3 separate regions of the Homo sapiens genome follow, and regions 1 and 3 are each linked to region 2. A link is a loop called in an ENCODE intact Hi-C map of the cell type or tissue named here. Cell type or tissue: PC-3. All regions are shown on one strand. Links, peaks and the distances in the headings refer to the core of each region. The heading gives the core; the rest is flanking DNA.

Region 1 (6,858 bases), core at 1,250-6,249, 360 kb after region 2:
AAACTGAGACCTTTCTCCTCTTGACTCCCCGCGGGAAACGGTGGAAAGATATCAATGATTTCTGTACATTGCACCCGGTGGCCAGGATTCAGAAAGCGCTCCTGGGGCCCTGGTTTCCTCTCTGAGCCCCGCCGGCTGTCCACAGGCCCGCGCCGGGCGCAGAGGGCGCCAGGGTGCAAACACCCGAACTGTCGCCGCTCGCGGGTTTGCAGGCGGCCTTCGGGCTGCGCGGGGATGTCCGGGAGCCCGACGCAGGGCCCCTTGGCTCGGATTACGGGAAGAGGAGCCTTCACTGGCCCCCCTCGGAATTTCAAACCTCGCTGGGACTGTATCACACAGCCAGACAGGCCTCTGGAGCTGAGAATTTTAGACTTCGCTGCTCCGGGAAGCAAGAGGACTACATACAATTCCCTATTTATTTTTCTTCACTTTAATCTGACATCCCGCTTTTTATGCTTACACTGAATCCTACCCAAACCCCAGAACCCAGACCCGAATTTGGGTTTAACCCCTTTCTCTTTCGCCGAAAAAAAGAAAAAATCCGGAGTTAATTCAATGTCTACGCCTGAATTTTCTTCTATTTTTTTATTTTGCTTTTCTCCCTGTATGGCTCCCTCCCACTCCCCAAAAAATTCCCCGAGGTCGGTGTTCTCAGGCCTAGGGGACCCTCTCCCACCCCTGGTCCCCACCTGTCCGAGTGGCCGCTCTCGCCTGGATCCGGCTTGGCGCGTTCGGTGTCCACACAGACTGGCCTTGGGCTTGTGAGAGTGTGGGAGCGATTGAGGAGGGGCCAGCGCGGCTTCTGGGTTCTGCTACCCCCACCCCTCCGCTCAGTCCGTGGTCTCCAGGAGGTCTGAACCCGACTTCAAAGCTGGGAACGGAAAACGCCAGAAAAGAAGAAAAAACACAACATCCAAGTCCTTTGTGCAGGAACGCCCCCGTGACTCCAAAACCGTTCTTTTTGCTTGTCCCAGAATTAACTGTCTTCCTTCTCTTCCCTTTGACTCCTGTAGGGGTGCGGGTGGTTGTCCCGGGGCTCTTTTCCCACTGACCCTGGAAAAGGAGACAAAAGTTCGCGCACCTGGCTCTCGGCGCCTAGGTTTTCTGCCTCTGCCGGCCCCGGAGCCCGATCCAGGCCGCGCCTCCCTGTTGCCCAAGGGGCGTGCATCTTTGGGACCCTCTTCCCGGGGAGGTGCAAGAAAAGCTCCGGGTTCCAGCAGAGGTCGGCGCTGCAGGGCCCAGGCGGGAAGATGTGGAAGGAAAAAGTTTAGTACAGAAGGTGGGGCGGTAAGGGAACGGAAAGTCTCAAGAGCCTGGGAGCGGGGGAGAGGGGCGAGAACCCGTCTGTCTCCCCCACCCCGCCCACCTCCTTCCTCGTATTGAATCGGATGCGGGGGGCGGGAGGGGGTCACTGCAATGCCAAGGCCTTCTCGGGCCATCTTCCCTGTTCCCCTGCTCCAGCAGAAAGCTGGGAGGGGAACGAGTGTGTAGCCCCGCGCGTGCGTGTTTGTTCGTGACTCAGAGGCTCTGGGTGGGTGCGTGAGTGAGTCCAAGTGTGTGCCCGAGTGTGCACGCAAAAATTGCGTTCGTTTTGTCTCTCTAATTCTCGTGTGGTTGCGCTTTGCTGTGTCGGTGTGAAAGTGTGTGTGCGTGTCCACGTGAATAGTCTCCATGTGTGCGTGTCAGTGAGTGAATTTGTGTGAGAGCTGGGGAGTGACCGAGGTTTTGGAAGTGAAATATGTGAAGTTGGAACGACCCTAGGCTCTGACCCCAAACCTCACCTTTTACCCTATCTCTCCCTCCAAACCACCCCCTCCACCCCCGCCATTGAACTATGCCAGGGAAGAGGAGACAGTTGTTTAAACCCGGATTAAAATAGCAACTGGTTTTTTGTTTCCCACCAAGACCCACCTCAGCAGCTCTGAGCCCTGATTGAGGGGAGGGTGGGCCACACGTGCCAAGGTCAAGATCAAAGGGACCTTAGGGAGCGCAGAGACCAAAAGCCCGCTCCACAAATGAGGCAACTGAGACCCGAAGAGAGTAAGGGACTAGGTAGGGATCCCACAGAGGCCGCCACTGGTCTCAGAGCTCGCCAAATCCCGCTGGGAAGCCGCGGGCGTCCCAGTTTTGTTCTGCAGCCTGAGTCCCAGATGAGAGCGCGGGGGATGACGGTCTCCTACCCCAGGCTTCCAACTCCACTCCATTCACCCCCAGGAAGGGTTCACCCCCTTCCCGGTGGGTGTCGGAGGTGGGAGGAAGGAGGGAAGGTGATCTCTTGGGGCTGGGAATGTAGTGGGGCTGAGGGCGAGAGGGAAGCACAACCCCTCCCCTTGTCGGATCCCACTTAGGGCTCCTAAGATTCCCACCTCTCCTCCACCCACCAGGGGGTTAGCAGCATCCTCTTCGCCCCCGCTACAACTGTCCAAGCGTGAATGGTAGTTAGGGGTAGGGGGCTCGGTAAAGGGAAGGCTGGGCTCACTTCCTGCGGGGGGACTGGGGGTAGGGATGGGGTAGGGGTGGAATACCGGCCACAAAGCCATTCCAGGCACGTCCCTCCCCTCCCGCGCCGATGACTCCCGCCCCAAAATTGTTATGCAAAGGAGTCAAGTATGTGATCTTCTGGCGATCAAAGCGGCAAAGCCAAATATTAGAGGAGCAGTCAATAATGGATGAGCAGATTAAGAAACCCATCTCGCGGACAATTATCGCCGCAATTGAAAAAGCTCACTTTTTCCCTTATTCTCCATCCCACCCCCATTTATAAAAGAAAAAAAAAATAGGCGGAAGGATGGGGGCTGGGGCTGGCAGCCGAGGAGGCTGCAGGGACGCGCATGGAAGAGCCGGTGCGTGGGAGGGTTTGCGGGGGGGACATCGCGCCCCCTAGGGGTGACCCCAGTGGGTCCCGTGTGCTCTCCGCGGAGCCGGCGGAGCCTTGTCCTCTGCACCCGGCGCGCAGCGGCCCCTTAAACAGTGGAACCGTGAGGCCGCTCTAAGCCGAAGGGCTGGAATCTGGGTTTCTCGGGTTTTATTTTAGACCATTCGGCACCAAGCCCGAGCTCCCCCGCCGCACCGCTTCCAGTCCCCTTTCTTTCCATAGAGCGACCCGAAGCCGGCGGTGGCGCAGGGAGCCGAGTCTGATGAGCTCGCGGGCGGCTGAAGGCCGGCTTCCCTGTGGGGAACGCGCCACCTGTCGGCGCCAGTGAGAACTGCGTCTGTGTGGCGCCCTCGGGGTATTCGGGGCTGCGGGGAGATGTGTGCCTGAAGCCCTGCGCTTGCGGTGGGGACGTCCGGCCTCTTTCCTGGCAATTGACCCCTGAGGCGGGAGAGACAACGGAATTCCCACAAAGGGATCCTTCTCGGGATCTCCCCACCTCAAGACAGCTAAAGCTGGAGGAAAAGCCCCTCCGGGGGGTGGGGGGTGCGGGTTTGCCCTGCGATTCCGAAAGCAGAAAATACCCGAGCCACACAGGGACGGGCGCCGCGTTGGTAGTCGGGGCTACGTTCCTACTCCCTCTACCTCCCCCGCGCTGTGTGACCCTGGGCGGAACCCCGCTGCTCTCTGGGCCTCAGTGTTCTTATTCGTAAACTGAGGGCGTTGGATGAGATTGGTCCTCTCCCAACTCTGACCTTGAAACTGATACTGAATCTGAGCAGCGTCTGTAGACACCTGTGCCTTGCCTTCTATTTCTAGCCTTGAATAAATCCTGGACTTTTATGTGCCATTTATATCCTAATCTCATATATATTTAATGTATAACTGCTGCCATTATTGTTTTCTCAATTGTCTAGGTTTTCATTTGGATGGGGTTAGGATGGTCCAAATTATCCCGATAAGTGCCCATTAACTTAAACCTTTTTAAAAAATGAAACCAGTAAAACTTCATTCACTTTGCAGTGTGGACACTGCTGGAGAGCACCCATGTCGTGGGTCCAGCGAGGACACAAGGAGGGGCTTAGAGACATGCGGGAGGCTTAGATGAGAAGACAGCACCCGGGCAGCGGTCAGTGTTAGAGAGAGGACCCGTAAGAAGGGCCGAGGCTAGAGGGAGAGCGAAGACTGAGCCAACGACGCACCTGAGCCCTGGGGTGGGGGTGGAGACGTGGCTCCTAACCCAAATCTCCCTGCCAGGCAGTGTCCGACGAGCATCGACGGCAGGCGTCGAGACCAGTGCAGGGTAGCTCAGACCTCAAGCCACGCTTGACCTTTCCATGAAATGAATAAAACTCGAAAGCCAGGGAAAGGGGACAGTACTTTGATCCGGAGATCGCTTATAACCTCTGCTTGGAGTTCCGAGTTCGTGCGGCTCAAGGGAGGCTACAGTCCAGCAAGCTCTGGGCTCCAAGCGTGGGGACGGCAGCCCCCAAGCTTGGCGCACCCCTCGGGAAGCCCCGGAACGGTCCTCGCCAGACATAGCCGGCTGTCCTGGTCCTTAGCTTCAGGCTGGCGGCGCAAGGCCAGAGCGGCTGCCTTCTAGGCACCTGGGTGGAGGTCTCGCATAGCATTCCCTGAGAAGCGAAACTGCCCTTGGGGCCGCAGCGAGCCTGCCACATCGAACTGGAGACCCTCTGCTTTCGGGATAGATGGGACGTTTCTGCTCTGTCCTTCTTGGAGTCCCGGAATCGTTCTGGGGCCGCGTGCTGCCTGGAGGCGGTGAATTTCAGGGTCTTGAGAAGCCGCGCACACACGGGATTCTGGGCGAGCGTCCCGTCTCTTAATTCCTATTAAGAGACGGGAAAATCGAGGGACTGGAGGTCCCATCATTGTCGCGTGAGCAGCCTCCTGAACACCAAGCGAGACCTGAGGGTTCCGCTGGGGCCTCGCCCTGACACCCGGGCCCTCCGTGTGGTCGAGAGTTTGCGCCCGCTCCCGCTAGGGCAGCGAGGTCCCACTTGCGGCCGGCTGGGGCATGGTGGCACCGGTTGTCTACTCCCCACTTGTGACACCGACAGCTTCCAACTCCTCAGACCCACCCCGTGGAATTCTGGACTTTGTGAGGGCCGCCGGGGTCCTGGCCCTGGGGTCAGCTGCCATCTGACTAAGCCAGGACGGCGGAGCTCCAGGCCTTGCTCCAGCACTGCCGGTGCGTCGGGGCCCGCGGAGAGCCCAGGGCGGGAGCTGTGGGCTGAGCCGGGTGGCCGCGTGGACACAGATGCCCGGCCGGACTGAGCGGCAGCCAAGACTCTCCGTCCATCCCGCCGCTGGACTCGACTCTCCCAGACCCGCCACGGAACCCAGATTTGAGCACGCAAGATAAAGACGCCAGAGGCGAGTGCGCGGCGGAGAACTGGCCGCGACACGGGAAGCTTCTGGGGCGCAGAACGCTGGCTCCGACTCGCGCGGCGCAGACCAGCTTCTGTGGTTGCACTCAATTGAACAACAGGCGGATTTACGTTAAACTTTGTTTTCACCTTTCACTAAGATGTTTCCAATTTACCAAGGGGATAGAATGAGAGACAGAGATGTGAGAGATACAGAGAGAGAGATAGAGAGTGCAGGGTCGGGGGAGGAGGCAGAGAGCGGAAGCGGTTCTCTTTAGGGGTCTCCACCTTCAAAAGACGACGGAACGATGGTAGCCAGCTCAGGATCTATCAGGTGCTAGCCCTGGGCTGCCTGGCTCTGAAGGCTTCACCTGGTGGGCTGGCTTGGGCATTCCTAATGGGCATGCCGGGAGCCTATCAAGGTATGAACCAGCATACTCTCCCTTTTACAAAGGAGGAAACTGAGGTCGGAGAGGCTAAACCCGCCCCAAGCGCATGCCCATACCAAGCGGGAAACGAAGCACCGAATATTTCCCCAGCTCGTAGGAAGCCAGATGGGGGCCAGTTCCCTCAGGAGACGCTCCAAGTCGCCCTGCGGGCTCCAGGTGGGGACAGGAGTTATAACCTTCCCTGCCCTTCCCCCTGCAACACACGCGAGGTCTCAGCGCTCCCAGGCGCTCCAGTGGGGCCGCGTTCCCCGCCAGGGTGGGTCAGGGGAATACTCTGCCTGCGCCCTCTCCGAGGGTCCGCGCAGAGCGAGCGCCTCTTTAGGTGGGGCCTCTGGCTCCGACCCCTGCTCCCAACAGGGATCTTCGTTTGCATCACCCAGAGGAGCTGGCCAGAGAGCCGCGCCGGAGGCCGCATCTCCCCTTGTTGGTATTGTTGTCGGCTTGCTTTCTTCTGGCTTCCCAGCTCAGTGACCCCGGAAAGGGTCGAGCATCCGACTCCGGCATGCTGGTTGGCTGCCCCCGGAGGCGGAGGTAGGGGGCCAGAAATGCTGACCTGGGCAGGCCCCCAGCCCTGAGCTCCTGGGGTGGACATCTCAGGGTCCCGGGCCTCCAAGCTCATGGCCGGTCTCCGCGGCGGCGGGGTGACCCACCAAGGGCAAGACTTTTTCAGACTTGCCTATGGTCACCAGGCAATGACTCCGACTGGTACGTGAGGGAGCTCGGGTCCCACCTTGAGGACAAGGCCCAGCCTTCCCCGGAGCCGCACCTCAACTGTCAGGGTGCAAGTGGTGGTGATCCGGGAGCAGTCGAGGCCCGTGACAAAACCAGGATGACCCAGCGTTTTCTAACCGCGCTGAGGCAGTCGCCTCTCCGGGTCGCTCCACTCCCGGACTCCGGCAGCCTGTTGGCCTTCCTGTCACCACCTCGCATGGAGCACCCTGCCCTAAGCCCTGGAACTGGGCCCCTGGCTCGCAAGGAAGAGGGTGGGGGTGGGGTAGGGAGGAAAGGCCGGGAAGCCTGCTAGAGAGAAGGAGGTGACTGAGGGCCAGCATCGCCAGGAGGCATAGTTCCACTAGTCCCCAGTCCCATGGTTCCACCTTGACCCCAGTTCACCTGCAGGGCGGCAGGGAACTCCTCTGATTCCCGAACC
Region 2 (6,858 bases), core at 1,312-6,311:
TCCACCTTTGCTCAGTCCCTTCGCTTTGCCCAGGATGCATTTTCCTGACATTTGCTATTAAAGCTTTGCCCTCTCTAAGATGTTGCTCAAGAGCCACCTTCTCTAAAAAATTTTCTGTTATTTTATAATAGTAACACTATTCTTTTCACATAAGGTTGTTAGAAGGACTACATTTTTAAGCAAGTAGTAAATTACACTTTAAAGTAAAAGACTTAAAAATCATTCCTTAGAGATAAATTAGGAAAGAGAAAAAGAACAAAAGCAAGTTGACGTAGTGGAAAGATTTCAGGGCGAGAAGTCCTGGGTTTTAGTCCTGATTTGCCCCTAGTTAGTGGAGTGATTCTGGTACCTCCGCTACCGTGAATGAGAACTTTCAACTAAATGACCTCAAGGACTCCCCCACACTTTGAGTCTAGACTATCAGGAGAAAGGCACTCAGGCAGAGGAGATGAAGAATGCGGAGGCTGAAGCTCTCCTTAGGCTGGGGAGAGGGTGCTGAAGAGCCTGTCTTCTACTTTTTAATCTTGCACCAGACCAGGGCTGCTAGGCTGGGTGGATTGATGGTTTGACCCAAAACAATTATTGTTTTTTAAATGTGAATACTTCTTTCTTTTTTTATTTATGGTGTACAACGTGATATTTTGATGTATGTATAAAAGTTGAGCTCATAGAAGCAGAAAACAATGGCGGTTACCAGAGGCTGGGGTGGGGAGATCGGGGAGGTATTGGACAGAAGACACAAAATTTTAATTAGACAGGAAGAGTAAGTTCAAGAGATCTACTTTATATTATAGTGACTATAGTTAATACCAATATACTGTAAACTTGAAAACTGCTAACATAATAGATTTTAAGTGTTTTAACCACACATACAAAAATCAGCTGGGCGCAGTGGCTCACAGTTGTAATCCCAACACTTTGGGAGGCTGAGGTGGGAGGATCGTTTGAGCCCAGGAATTTGAGGCCACAGTGAGCCATGACTGCACTGCTGCACTCCAGCCTGGGTGACAGATCAAGACTCTGTCTCTAAAAACAAATCAACCAACCAAACAAACAAACAAGCAAAAGATAAGTATATGAGGTAACGCATATGATAATTAGCTTGATTTAGCATTCCACAAAACAATTATGCTAATGGACTGCTCACCAGGGTCAGCTTCAGCCTGGGGGCTCCTTCCTGTCTGCTTCTGAGTTTGTTCCTGGTGCTTATGCTGCACATTTCTCCCTTTTCGAGCCACGCTCCTTTGCCCTTCCAGCTTATATGGCTCTCAGGCAATGTCCTGAAGGTCTGTAGAACCCAGGACCCACCAGGAAACGTGCCCATTCTCTTCACATTTGTATCTGGGACCCGAAGATAACAAAACAGAGCAGGGAAAGCCATCTTCCATGGGCTATAAAACAGGAAGGCTCCAAATGACAAATCAGAAGACCCATTCTTATCCTCCCTTTCTTCCCCCCACACTAAAGTTATTAGCATTGTCATTGTTATTAATGATTCGAAAGCAACCCATGCATTAGCCTTGGATCCTTTGCTGCTTTGACTCCGCAAGGGCTTTGTCATTAAGCTGGGGAATTATTTTCACTGTGGATTCAGTGGGACCAGGTGTTTTTCCATGTTCCGGAGAGATGTCATGGAATTCGGGGCCTTGGCAGAATAGCAGTCTGCCACAGATCAAGCCTGAGGGGTGAGGCCCCTCCTATTTCACTCCAGCTGTGTTTAATGCTGAGGAAACCAAAGTGGTTGGAAGACAGCCTTAACTTTTTCATTCTTATTGTTCTGGCTAAACTCAACACATCCCTCGGGGCCCCGATCAAACTCATGTCCTCTCAGGGGCCTTTTCCAAGTACACTGTCCCTTTTTATCTTTCCTTTCTTTGAGCAACTTGTGCCAGTACCGCAACAGGCAGTATGGCACCCTTGGGTGACCAAAATGGAAAAAGGTTATGGTGCTCACAAAAGCAATTCCCAAAAAGAGCTCTACCAGCTCATAAGATAAAGGCAAGAAAAGCCAGTACAGTTCTGATTTCTCCCCAAATTCCTTTACAGACTTTCAAAATATCAAATTCTACTTTTAATGGTGTTGTCTTCATTTCTTTGGCACGCGGTCTTTGCTGTTCTCTGAGTATGTGCTGTGTGGTCTGTTGGGGAATTCACTACAGGCATTGATGCTAAGGCAGAGGGGAGGGTAAGAAAGAAGAAAAAGAGAGAAGGATGGTTCAGAAGAAGAATTGTTGCCTGTTGTGCACAGACCCTCCACCTTTTAGTCCTAAGAAAGCAGCCTAGAGAAAGATGAAAAGGAAGGAGAAAGACAGGTGTGAGCTCCTCAGGGAACAGCCAGAAAACTGAAAAGGGAGAAAAGGCACTTTTAGACTCTCATCTCCAACTGCTCCTCATGCACAAACCTTCGGCAGCTCTTTGGGAAAATGCAGAGGTACAGCATGGCCAGAGACGACTCATGCAAGTTAAAACGTTCAGATCCCAATTAGCAGTGACCAGTGATGACACCAACTGGAGCAGTCACTTTTTTCTCAAAATAGAAGTGCCTGCATTTCCACATTCTTGGGTGTAAAGCAACTTTTATAAGATTTTCCCAGCCTAGGTATGTTTTATGGCTTCTCAACTCAGCCTGAAAATATTAATCAAGATTTAAAATATCTGACTTGGAAAGGCCTATAAATGTTCAGGGCTGTTGTGGAGGTGAGAGAAAAAGGACTGCAAAATGCAGCCTGAGAATTTCACCGAAAGCACTGCTTTCTGCATGAAAGCAGGACCATAAGAAACAGAAGCGAGAAGCGGATCTTTATAAGGGAAGGGTCCAGAGCACCATATCTTATCTGTTAAAGAGTTTTTCATCACAGGGCTAATAAGCATTCTAGAAAAGAGAGGTTCTGCTGATAAACAATCTAGAAAAATGCTGAATAAAACAAGTAAGTTTTTAAAAATGTTATTTTAATTGTAGGACTGCTCATATGGGCTCACTGCATTGTGACTGATGGGAAATCTTGTGTCAAGCATAAACTTAAAAAGACATTGAACAAACAATGGAACACTATTTGGGAAATGATCAGATGGCCCAGTAGGTGGAGGGACGCCTGTCTAGCTGGTATGGAGTGCTCTGTACCAGCCTAAATTGCCAACATCAATTATTTACTGGGGGATGGCATGAAGCATTTTCCTTGGCTGTTCTCATTTACAGTGCAAGAATCCTGGATAGACTCAACTTAGATTTTAACCCATGAGTTAGAAGAGAATGAGCATTTTGATGGAGGGAGGGATACTGAATTTGGACTATTTAGGGGGACTTGTGCAGAGAAAGAGCCTGGAGAACCTAGGGATGGGGTTGGTTTGAGAGGATGTGGCAGAGAGGAATGGCAGTCAAGGAGAGAAGAAGAAGAAGCAGATGGACACTGCTTCAGAATCACCTGAGAGACTTCCAAAAAAACCAATGCATGGGGTACCACCTCAGATCCATCTCAGGTGTGACCTAGGTCACAGTACTTTTTAAAATCTCACCAGGTGATTCACTTGTGCTACCAAGGTTGAGAACCATCCTTTAAGGTTTTACAATATGCTTGCAATTCTGATAGCTTCCACAAGGTGGTAGTTGATTTTAGTTTCATAAGCAAATAATTAGACTCACTCTGACAACTGAGAGAAAGCAAGATTAAAAATTATGCAAGCTTGTGCTTCCCATTACAATATATTTCTTCATAAAGATGAAAGCATGGATTTAATTAAGCTACAATGCCTACCTAGAAATAACAAACAACAATTTAGAAGATTTTAAATAAATGCAAACACCTAAATTCAAGGTGAACGCTCACCAAATTTTTAATTATAATTATTCACTACTTACCTTTTATCTTATTTCCAGGGAAGATTTCCTGCATTCACCTTCCCACCGGGACTTACACTCAACTTCCACTGGGAATTTCAGCTCTAGCTCACCAAGAGCAACCAAACAGTGAAGGGGGAGCCACCTCGCACTGTAACTGATGGAAATAGTGGTCACAGCAAGAAAAAGATTGTCTATGACAAGCAGTGAGCATCGCTTCAGGGCCTCTAACCCTGTCCCTATGCCCCAAAACAGACTGCAGGCAATTTAAAAGTCGTGAGAAATCTCAGTAATGCTTTCCAATCTGAAAAGAAGAGGACCAGAGCCAAGTGGAGCAGCTCTGAGGAAAGTGAAGAAAAAGTCATTGAGAGTAGGGACTTTGATGCGCTGCCATTGCCTCAGCAGAGGGAGGGTCAGACCATGGCAGGAAAGGCCACCAGAGCTTTCCATAATGCAGATGACTCTGCCAGGTTGGGGAAGAGGGCTCAGCTAATCCCACAGGACAGGATGCACCTCTGGCTGAGTGGAATGGTCGCTGGTACAGAACGTGTAAAAAGATCTCAGAAAAGAAAGCAGAACCGAGACTGTCCAGCCAGGGCTGTGCTCAGCTGCCATTAATCTTTTTTCTTCACTTCTGCATCGCTGAGTCACAAAGGAGCAGTGGATACGTAACATTGTCGCCTCACAATACAGCTCTAAGGAAAGACCTATAACTGTAATAGGTTCCTTGCCCGATGCATACAACAAGTCAATACACTAAAACACTGAGTTGCAGCACAGAAAGAGATTCAAAGGTAGGGTAGCTGAGTGAGGAGATGTTAGGAAACCTCAAATCCACCTCCCCAAGGAGATTGGAGGTAGGGTTTTTAAGAGTTTTGGAGTGGGCCAAAGTGTGGAGATCATTGATTGGTTAAAGAGTGCAGGGTAAAGTCATTGGATACAGAGATTAAGAAGCTGTGTTCTCATGCTGATCACGTTCCTCTGTGGGGGGTTGGGAAGGGGGACTTTAAAGTGGCTACTCGAATTTGGGGCTGGAAAAAACCTTCTTAAGTGATTCTTAAACAAAAACCTTATGATTCTAATGTCAGAGATCCTGTCTACAGGAACAATGAGGATGCAAGTCAGTTCCTAAACAGTCTTATGACCCTATATCAGAAATCCTACCTACAGGAACGATGGGGATGCAAGTGGCCACTATCTAGTGCTATGTGGCTTTTAGCAACAAGGAAGTGGGCCAAGGTGCAGTCTGATTAGTGCTTCACTTTAACTATATTTCTGTCCAGAACCCGGCACGCAATTGTTGTCACCCCTGTGGGGTTGGTTTCAGACAGAGAAGATGAGAAGGATTCAGAAAGAATGAACTCAATACTTCAAACAAACAAGGTCTGGACAAACATGGCCAGGTTAATCATGAGAAAGAAAAAAAAAGAAACGGCATGAGAACTGCTAAACGTACTACACCAGAAACACTAATACAATGATAATTGATAATCAAATGAAAAACACATATAACCTGCAAAGAAGCAGCTGAAGGACCCAGTCTGGAAGAAGATATGACTGAAGAAACAGTAGCAGGTTTCCCACAAGTACTTTATGCTATGGAAGAGCTTAGTAAGAATATTAAAAACAAGACTACAAAGGCAAAATTATTAAGTCTTTACAGTATTTTCTCTTGTTGCCCATAATAATAGCCTGAAGATATAACCTAATATTGGTTATGTTTTGCCCATCCTAAGGACCTAATAATTCTGCAGCATCTTTTCTAGGAGATAACTTTTTCCTATGTGAATCCTTCCTCTTAAAATCTAAACTTACTCTCTTAGAAAAAACATCAGTCTATAGACTGATTCTCAGATGTATACATCAAACCCTGTTATAACATTCAAAGTTAAGAGTTTCTCCTGTGCCCATCAGCCTACTTCACTCTTGTTTTTTAAATCAAACATTATACAGGCCTTTCATTAAGCTATTATGGTTTCTGAAGTTATTTCAGCACTTGAGTTTAGACATCTGCTCTCTTAAAATGCCTTATTTTTGTCTTTTCTCTCTAAACTTTTAGAAACACATTTAAATCAGGTTATAATAATTAATAAATATAGCTCCTCAATGGTTAAATAGTAAAAATAAACTTCAGGTTGGATCGCTGTGGAAACTCTGCTAGATTACATATTAGGTCTAAAACATAACTGAACCAACAAGAGATTATATAAAGGTATCACTGTGATAATAAAGAGACATTGTCTGTTCTATATTTCTGGACTCCAGAGGCATTTGTAGAAAGGGCAATTATTCAGTCTAGAAGATATCACAGTCAACTCTTGCTCATCAGCACATGTAGGAAAGAAGACCATCCAAACATCATTCTCCTGTGCTTTGAGCTACACATTATGTTCTGGTGACAACCAATCAATCAACAGACATTTGGTGCCTGCGGTAGGTTCAGCACCAAAATGAACACTGCAAACCAGCTTGACATCCTAGTTACAGTTGCAGAGGTAAATGTTGTAGGAGTCTGAATGTCATCCAGGAAAATGGGGAGGAAGACCCAGAGAGGGTGGAGTAGTGGAAAAAAACAGGCTGGAATTAAAAGTTGGTCAAACGTAATCCATAAACAGGAAAATCCTCTCCTGCAGAGTTGAGAGTTGACTACATAGATGCAGACCAGGCCAAACTAGTCATGACCTGCCCTGCACTGTGGGTAGCTCAGATCGTGAGCACAGCTGAAGTCATTATTCCTGCAGCAATCCCTTCTGCTCAAGGACAGTACCGCATCCTACCATACAGGCATGAAATGCTGGGCCACAGGGCTGCTGTCATGAGTTTTGCTCATTCTCCCATCCCCGAGCTGCTAGACAATGGAGATTCTGAAGGAAGTGTTGCTACATTTTGTGGCTGGCCCAAACTACAGCATTCAGATTGTACTGTACCCCAGTGGAAACATTGAATGACTGGGAGAGCCTTCCAAGGGGTTTGCCCTCTGACATTTCCTTGGCTTGAAAAGTTTTGTTGCTATTTCTGCAAAG
Region 3 (6,858 bases), core at 656-5,655, 370 kb after region 2:
AAAGAATCACCTAGATATTTTAATGACACTCCTCATCCTTGAACTTGTCCTAATTTTGTGTTTTAATGACTTAGAGAATAATAACAAACTCGAACTCCTTCAGCTACCTTTTGTTGTCTTTCCCAATTCGGTTCAAAGTTCAGCTTTTCCTTCTACGTGATGACACAGCCCTCCCCATTTGAGAAGAGCATAGCTTTAAAAAAAAAAGTTAGAAACGAAATGCTTTGTTTTGTTTGTCTTAGGCAACAATAACTCAAATACACCTTAATTTTGGAAGTAAAATATTTTTAATATTGTACAGAAACAGGTGGTTTCCCAGGTAATTATTTTTTAAAAAGGCACTCAAATAAGAATGCTATCAACAGTGGCAGTGTTGGGTTTTTGGGGTTTAGGCCAAGTGAGACTTCATGGTTGCACTCTGATCAGAGGTTTGTAGGGTCAGACACTGACAACACACACACAGACACACACACACACATACAAAATAGGCATGCACAGTTGAAAGGAATTTTGGAGTTTGCCATTTCACTCTCTCCTGTCCAAATACAGGCTTTGCTTTTCCTTTCTTCTTTACAGTGAGATGCCTGATTGTCACCGTGTCCAGCCTCTCATCTGCTTTCTGGTTGGGAAAGTCCTAGCACAGGGAGATAGGTGGCATATGCAAGCTCACACTGTCAGTCAGTGGCAGGCAGGGACTGACTTCTGGGCCAGTGGCCTTTCTGCCTGGTCATCTGCCTGCTGCTTCTTTGGATAAAAAGAAAAATCTACATGCAAATCCTGCAATTCAAAAATATGATTCTTCTCCCTCTGAAACCTTCTCAACTTCACAGGCGACCTTGCAGGTGTGTGGTTTCCATGCCACATTATACAGTTATAAACCCAGGACAATGGGCCAGTCAACAACCATGTCCCCTCCACACACATGAATGGGAGCTGATGTCTGAGAACTTTTAGGAAAAAGTGGGGAATTCATATGCACACATCACTTTGGTAACTTTCTAACAAGTTGGTTCTGCTGTTATTGTTGTTTTAGTCAGCTCCAGCCAAGATTCTTGCTGCATCATGAAACATTTGCTTCCAAATTGGGTAAGTCACCCAGTGAGACACACCTGATAGTGAAGATAAGATTTTAGCAACAACTCCTGCCTTTTTGCTTTCATGAAGTTGTGTTTCACTAGAAAGCATTGCCTTTCCTAGGAATTTCATAAATAATTGACATTTTTTAAAAAACATTTTGGTCCCTTTGGTTGGTGGGAAGGGAGTAAGGAGAGTGGGGCTGGGGAGATGGAGAGGGACCAGGGAGAGAAGCAAGGAGAGGCTGGAGCAGGAGGAGAGGAGCCTTCTTCTTCTTTTTTTTTTTTTTTTTCTTTTTGAGATGGAGTCTCTCTCTGTCACCCAGGCTGGAGTGCAGTGGCGCAATCCCAGCTCACTGCAACTTGCCTCTGCCTTCCGGGTTCAAGTGATTCTCCTGCCTCAGCCTCCAGAGTAGCTGGGATTGCAGGCGCACACCAACACGCTCGGCTAATTTTTGTATTTTTAGTAGTGACAGGGTTTCACCAAGTTGGCCAGGCTGGTCTTGAACTCCTGACCTCAGGTGATCCGCCCACCTCGGCCTCCCAAAGTGTTGGGATTACAGGTGTGAGCCACTGTGCTCACCCGAGAGGAGCCTTCTAACGGGGAGAACGGGCAGGCTTAAGCTGTCCTGTGCAGCCCTGAGCTGCATCAAATAAATCAGCTTTATTTGATGATTTTCAACATCAGGGGGCTCAGATGACTCCCAATCCTTATTAGGTATCTGTAGTTCCATGCTGGCTGCTGTTTTTTCCATGGACTGTGGGAACCCAAGAATTTGTGTAATAATTTTGGTTAATTCTCTTAAGAACACACTCTTACTTCGACAGGATGTTTAGGAAGTGAGGCTTCTATTCTGATGTAGAGAGCCTTTCTCTCCCTCCAAGGGCTGCCAAAATTACCCCTCCATGGGCTGCCAATCTCTCTCCCCCTACATTCAGCCTCTTCCACACTGCAGGCTCTTTGGCACTGGTGTGGGGTCTGGGAGCTGAAATGTTCATCATTTCTCCCAGATATTAGCATGTCATCAGGTCCCACAATAGCACAAGGGGCCGAGTTTATATCAGAAGTCCATAGAGTAAAATGGGTCCAAGGCCTGTAGAAACCACCAAACTGAAATCCTTCCTAAGCCTGCAGGGGCAAAGTGGAGACAATCCCAATTTCTGCCCAGCAGAAACCGCTCAAGCTTGTGTAGATGAGAGGCCCCCTCCCAGTGTGAGCAGGCTAACCCGGGTCCAGAGCGGCGGAAGGAATCAGCGCTCCAGGGCTCCGAGAGTCGGACGATTGGCCCCGGGGAAGCCAGTTTGCTGGGAGGCCTGGTGACCTTGGCTGCTGAGTACCCCTCCAAGCACAGTCAGGGAGGCTATCAGGCAAGTCTACAATGGGTCAAAGAAGCGGATCCTCTGTCCTCTTGGTCTGCGACTTTTCCCATGAAGGACAGACCTCGTAGCCTACATCCCTCCATAAATTCAGATCTACCCCGTGAGTAAAAAAGAGAGAGAAGGGTAAGTCCCATTTAGGGTTTAAAGGATATGAGACCTAAAAGGAGCAGATGGTAGAATTTCAGGCATTATCTAGCAGGTGGCAGAGAATCTGGGGGAGTCCAGGCTGTGTCAGCGCTGCCTGACAAATCATCCTTCCACTCAGAACAGATGCTCCTGGACGCTCATATCCTTGTACTGTATGGAGACTGCTTCTCAGAGCTGACTCCATGTGATGTGGCTTTGTGTCTGCTCCCCTGAGGATGGTGGCTCCTCACTATCTGGGGCTGTTGAGCACTTGAGATGTGGCTGGTCTGCATTGAGGTGTGTTGTCAGTGTAAAATGCACACCAGATTTCAAAGGCTTAGCAAGAAGAAAAAAAGATTACAAAGTATCTCATTCCCATTTGGAAAGGAGCTCTTTGCTCTAGAGAGGTCCTGCAGCCTTTCTTTTTTGCTGAGAAGAAAATTTTGCAGTGAGTGTCCTCTGAGCAGGTAGGCCTACCTGTCTCTTCTGAAACTATTTTGAGAACTTGCTCATTACTTTCCTTCTCTTGTTAGTCACATGCTCAGAAGCACCTCAGAATTTCAGTAAAATTTCATTTCCACTGGACAGGAACCAAAAGGCCGAGAGTAGGCTGGGAGCCCCTGCTGACAGGAACCAAAAGGCCCAGAGTAGGCTGGGAGCCCCTGCTGACTAATTTCTAAATACTGGTTTCTGGTGACATCGTATGGCCACTTCTTGATACTACACCGGTCACAGGCTGTGTGCAGGTCCTGAGTTCTGCAGTCCTGATGTCACCCACCTCTTGCTGAGTGGGCCAGTGCATCAGAAATCCTAAACTTGTAGAAGGCTGTCTTTCCAACCTCCATTTCTCCTCTCACTTCTCTCCATCTCATTTCAGTTCTTCCACATCTATAATATTGGGCCTGTCACCCTAAACCACTGGGGAAATGGCTGTGGACTGAGGGTTAGAAGAACCTTGAGTAGAACTGAGTAGTTTTAGGAAAACCATTCAACATCTCTGGGCTTCTCCTCCTCAAGGTTATAGCGGATGACCTCTAAAGTCACTTCTGGCTTCCCAAGTTCATAAATCTAATGGTGGAATTTGAGACACTGATGAAGAAGACTCAAATACTGCCTCATTGGTGGTGACCTACAAGAAAGGCCCAGTCTCGAGTCTAACTCGCAGTTCAGGAGGTGACCCAAACATGGAGCTGAAGTGGCCAAATGTGATTTCTTTCCTTTTTTTTAAATATTGGATCTGTGTCTCTGGAGACCAACCATGATTTCTTAGGAGATGATAATACTCATAAATGCAATTGTTGTCAATTGTTGCATATATTATCTCATTTAATTCTCACAACAATCCCATACATTAGGCATTATCACAATTAAAAATACCTAATATATTTAACACATACAAGAGATATCTATGTATGTGGATATATATGTATACCTACCAATGAATGTGTTTAAAATCAAACCATAAATACTTAGGAACTACTTTCAAGAACTAGAACAACAGTGATTCTATGTTTATGAAACTCCAATACAAGTAAAAGTAAACAATATGTAATAAAGGCTGTTTTTAAAGGCAATGAAGGCCAGGCATGGTGATTCACACCGGTAATCAAAGCACTTTGGGAGGCCAAGGTGGGTGGATCTTCTGTATATACGTGTCTTCCCTGTCCCATTCCCTTGCCTCTGCCCAAACTAATCACTATCCTAAATTTTATATCTTTGCCTTTGTTTTTTTGAGACAGGGTCTCACTCTGTCACTCAGGCTGGAGTGTAGTGGCAAGATCATGGCTCACCGCAGCCTTGACCTCCTGGGCTCAGGTGATCCTCCTGCCTCAGCCTCTGGAGTAGCTGGGACTACAGCCACACACCAACATTTCCAGCTAATTTTCGTGTTTTTTTTTTGTTTTTTTTTTTGTAGAGACGGGGTTTCACCATGTTGCGCAGACTGGTCTTGAACTCCCGGGCTCAAGCGATCTACCCACCTTGGCCTCCCAAAGTGCTGAGATTACAGTTGTGAGCCACCATGCCTGGTCTTCTTTGCCTTTTAAAAACTGGTTTTATTACATGTTGTTTAGTTTAACTTGTATTTGAGTTTCATAAAAAATGATATTCTATGGTCGATGGGACTAGATTTTTCACTAAGTATTACTTCTCCAAGATTCGTCACTGTTGCATGCATGTAACAGGGCTTGAGTCAGGTTATCAGCTGTATAAGAGTTCATTGCTGGAATAAATCTCATTTTATTTATCTATCCCCTTGTCAGTGGACATTTGGGTTGTTCCTAGCTCTTTACTTCTGTGAACATTCTTGTTTTTGTCTCTTGGTATACATGTGTAAAAATATCTCTAGAACACAGTAAAAAGATTGGTGGTTGCCAGGGGCTTGGAAAGTGGTGGTGAATAGGTGAAGCCCAGGGAATTTTTAGGGCAGTAAAACTATTCTGATATATATATATATACATACACACAACATATATATAAAATATATATATAACATTATATATAATATATAATATATTATTATATATAATATATATAACATTATATATAGTATATATGACATATATAACATATATTATATATAACATATATAAAATATAACATATTATATATAACATATATAAAATATAACATATATTATATATAACATATATAAAATATAACATATATTATATATAACATGTATAAAATATAACATATATTATATATAACATGTATAAAATATAACATATATTATATAACATGTATAAACTATAACATATATTATATATAAAATATATTATATGTTATATATTATAAATAAAATATATTATATGTTATATATTATAACATATTATATAAATAATATATAATATATAACATATATTATATAAATAATATATAACATATATTATATAAATAATATATAACATAACATATATTATATAACATATAACATATAACATATATTATATATAACATATAACATATAACATATATTATATATAACATATAACATATAACATATATTATATATAACATATAACATATATTATATTATATATAACATATAACATATATTATATTATATATAACATATAACATATATTATATTATATATAACATATAACATATATTATATTATATATAACATATAACATATATTATATTATATATAATATATAACATATATATTATATATAATATATAACATATAACATATATTATATATAATATAATATATAACATATATTATATATAATATAATATATAACATATATTATATATAATATAATATATAACATATATTATATATAATATAATATATAACATATATTATATATAATATAATATATAACATATATTATATATAATATAATATATAACATATATTATATATAATATAATATATAACATATATTATATATAATATAATATATAACATATATAATATATAACATATAGCATATATAATATATAACATATAACATATATTATATATAACATATAACATATATTATATATAACATATAACATATATAATATGTAACATTATATATAACATATATAATATGTAACATTATATATAACATATATAATATGTAACATTATATATAACATATGTTATATATTTCAGCCTCAAGGAAGAGGATACATCCCTACCCACTAAGTGTGGGCTGGGCTGTGCATGATGCGTTTGTTCCCTCCACGGAGTATAGGGGAAAGAGTCACTTTACAGTGTCAAAATCTGACACATACTACCTCAGCTGGGTGATCAAGGTCAGTAGCAACAGTGATAAATCATGTTAGTACATGTCTTTCATATAATGATAAAAATGGCATTTTACCTCAGTGGTCTTCCTCCCCAAAGTCCATAACCCCAGTCTAATCATGAGAAACACATCAAATAGATTCCACAGAGAGACATTCTACAAAACACCTGACCAGTACTGCTCAACTGTCAGGGTCATCAGAAACAGGGGAAGTTTGAGAAACTCTCACAGCCAAGAGAAGCTTAAGGAAATATGTCAAGTAAATGGATGGGATCTTGGAGCAGAAGACTTTAGATAAAAGCTAAGAAAATGTGAATGAACTATGGACTTTAGTTAATCATGTAGCAATATGTAACAAGGGTACCATGCTAAGGTCAATGACAGAGAAAACTGGGTGAGAGAGTCTATGGGAATTCTCTACTGTCTTCTCAATTTCCCTATGAGTTTAAAACTGTTCTAAAAATAAAGCCTGTTAAAATGGTATGGGTTCTAGAAAGTTATAGGTAAAAAGAAAATGATACCTTAAAACT

What was found. A loop is a pair of places that touch in the nucleus more often than their neighbours do. Peaks named below come from ENCODE experiments on the same cell type or tissue, not always from the same donor. Only the 100,000 strongest peaks of a DNase experiment are listed, where the experiment ranks them.
Region 1: it touches region 2 in a loop (18-fold over the local background); 9 of 110 quality-filtered maps call a loop at or near these places.
Region 3: a loop joins it to region 2, with 10 times the contacts of the local background. A loop is called at or near these places in 9 of 110 quality-filtered maps.

The regions. Positions count from the first base shown.
Region 1 is chr2:118,852,647-118,859,504 of GRCh38, forward strand. No RefSeq gene overlaps it. Among named protein-coding and RNA genes, the nearest start is that of EN1, 8.4 kb to the left of the region's middle. RefSeq lists enhancers at 749-1,284, 4,781-5,542, 5,543-6,304, 6,305-6,858. In PC-3, for the core only: a CTCF peak has its summit at 3,133; a DNase peak (open chromatin) is centred at 3,155; H3K4me3 peaks cover 1,478 bases; H3K27me3 peaks cover 1,137 bases.
Region 2 is chr2:118,488,952-118,495,809 of GRCh38, forward strand. LOC105373579 (a long non-coding RNA gene) reads right to left here and starts at 4,456. Exons shown (of 3, transcript XR_923251.3): 1 at 3,857-4,456; 2 at 1,148-1,391. RefSeq lists enhancers at 738-1,298, 1,299-1,858. In PC-3, for the core only: a CTCF peak has its summit at 3,591 (motif pointing right); no DNase peak of the experiment used is centred there.
Region 3 is chr2:118,862,034-118,868,891 of GRCh38, forward strand. No RefSeq gene overlaps it. Among named protein-coding and RNA genes, the nearest start is that of EN1, 18 kb to the left of the region's middle. In PC-3, for the core only: CTCF peaks have their summits at 3,285 and 3,484; a DNase peak (open chromatin) is centred at 3,278.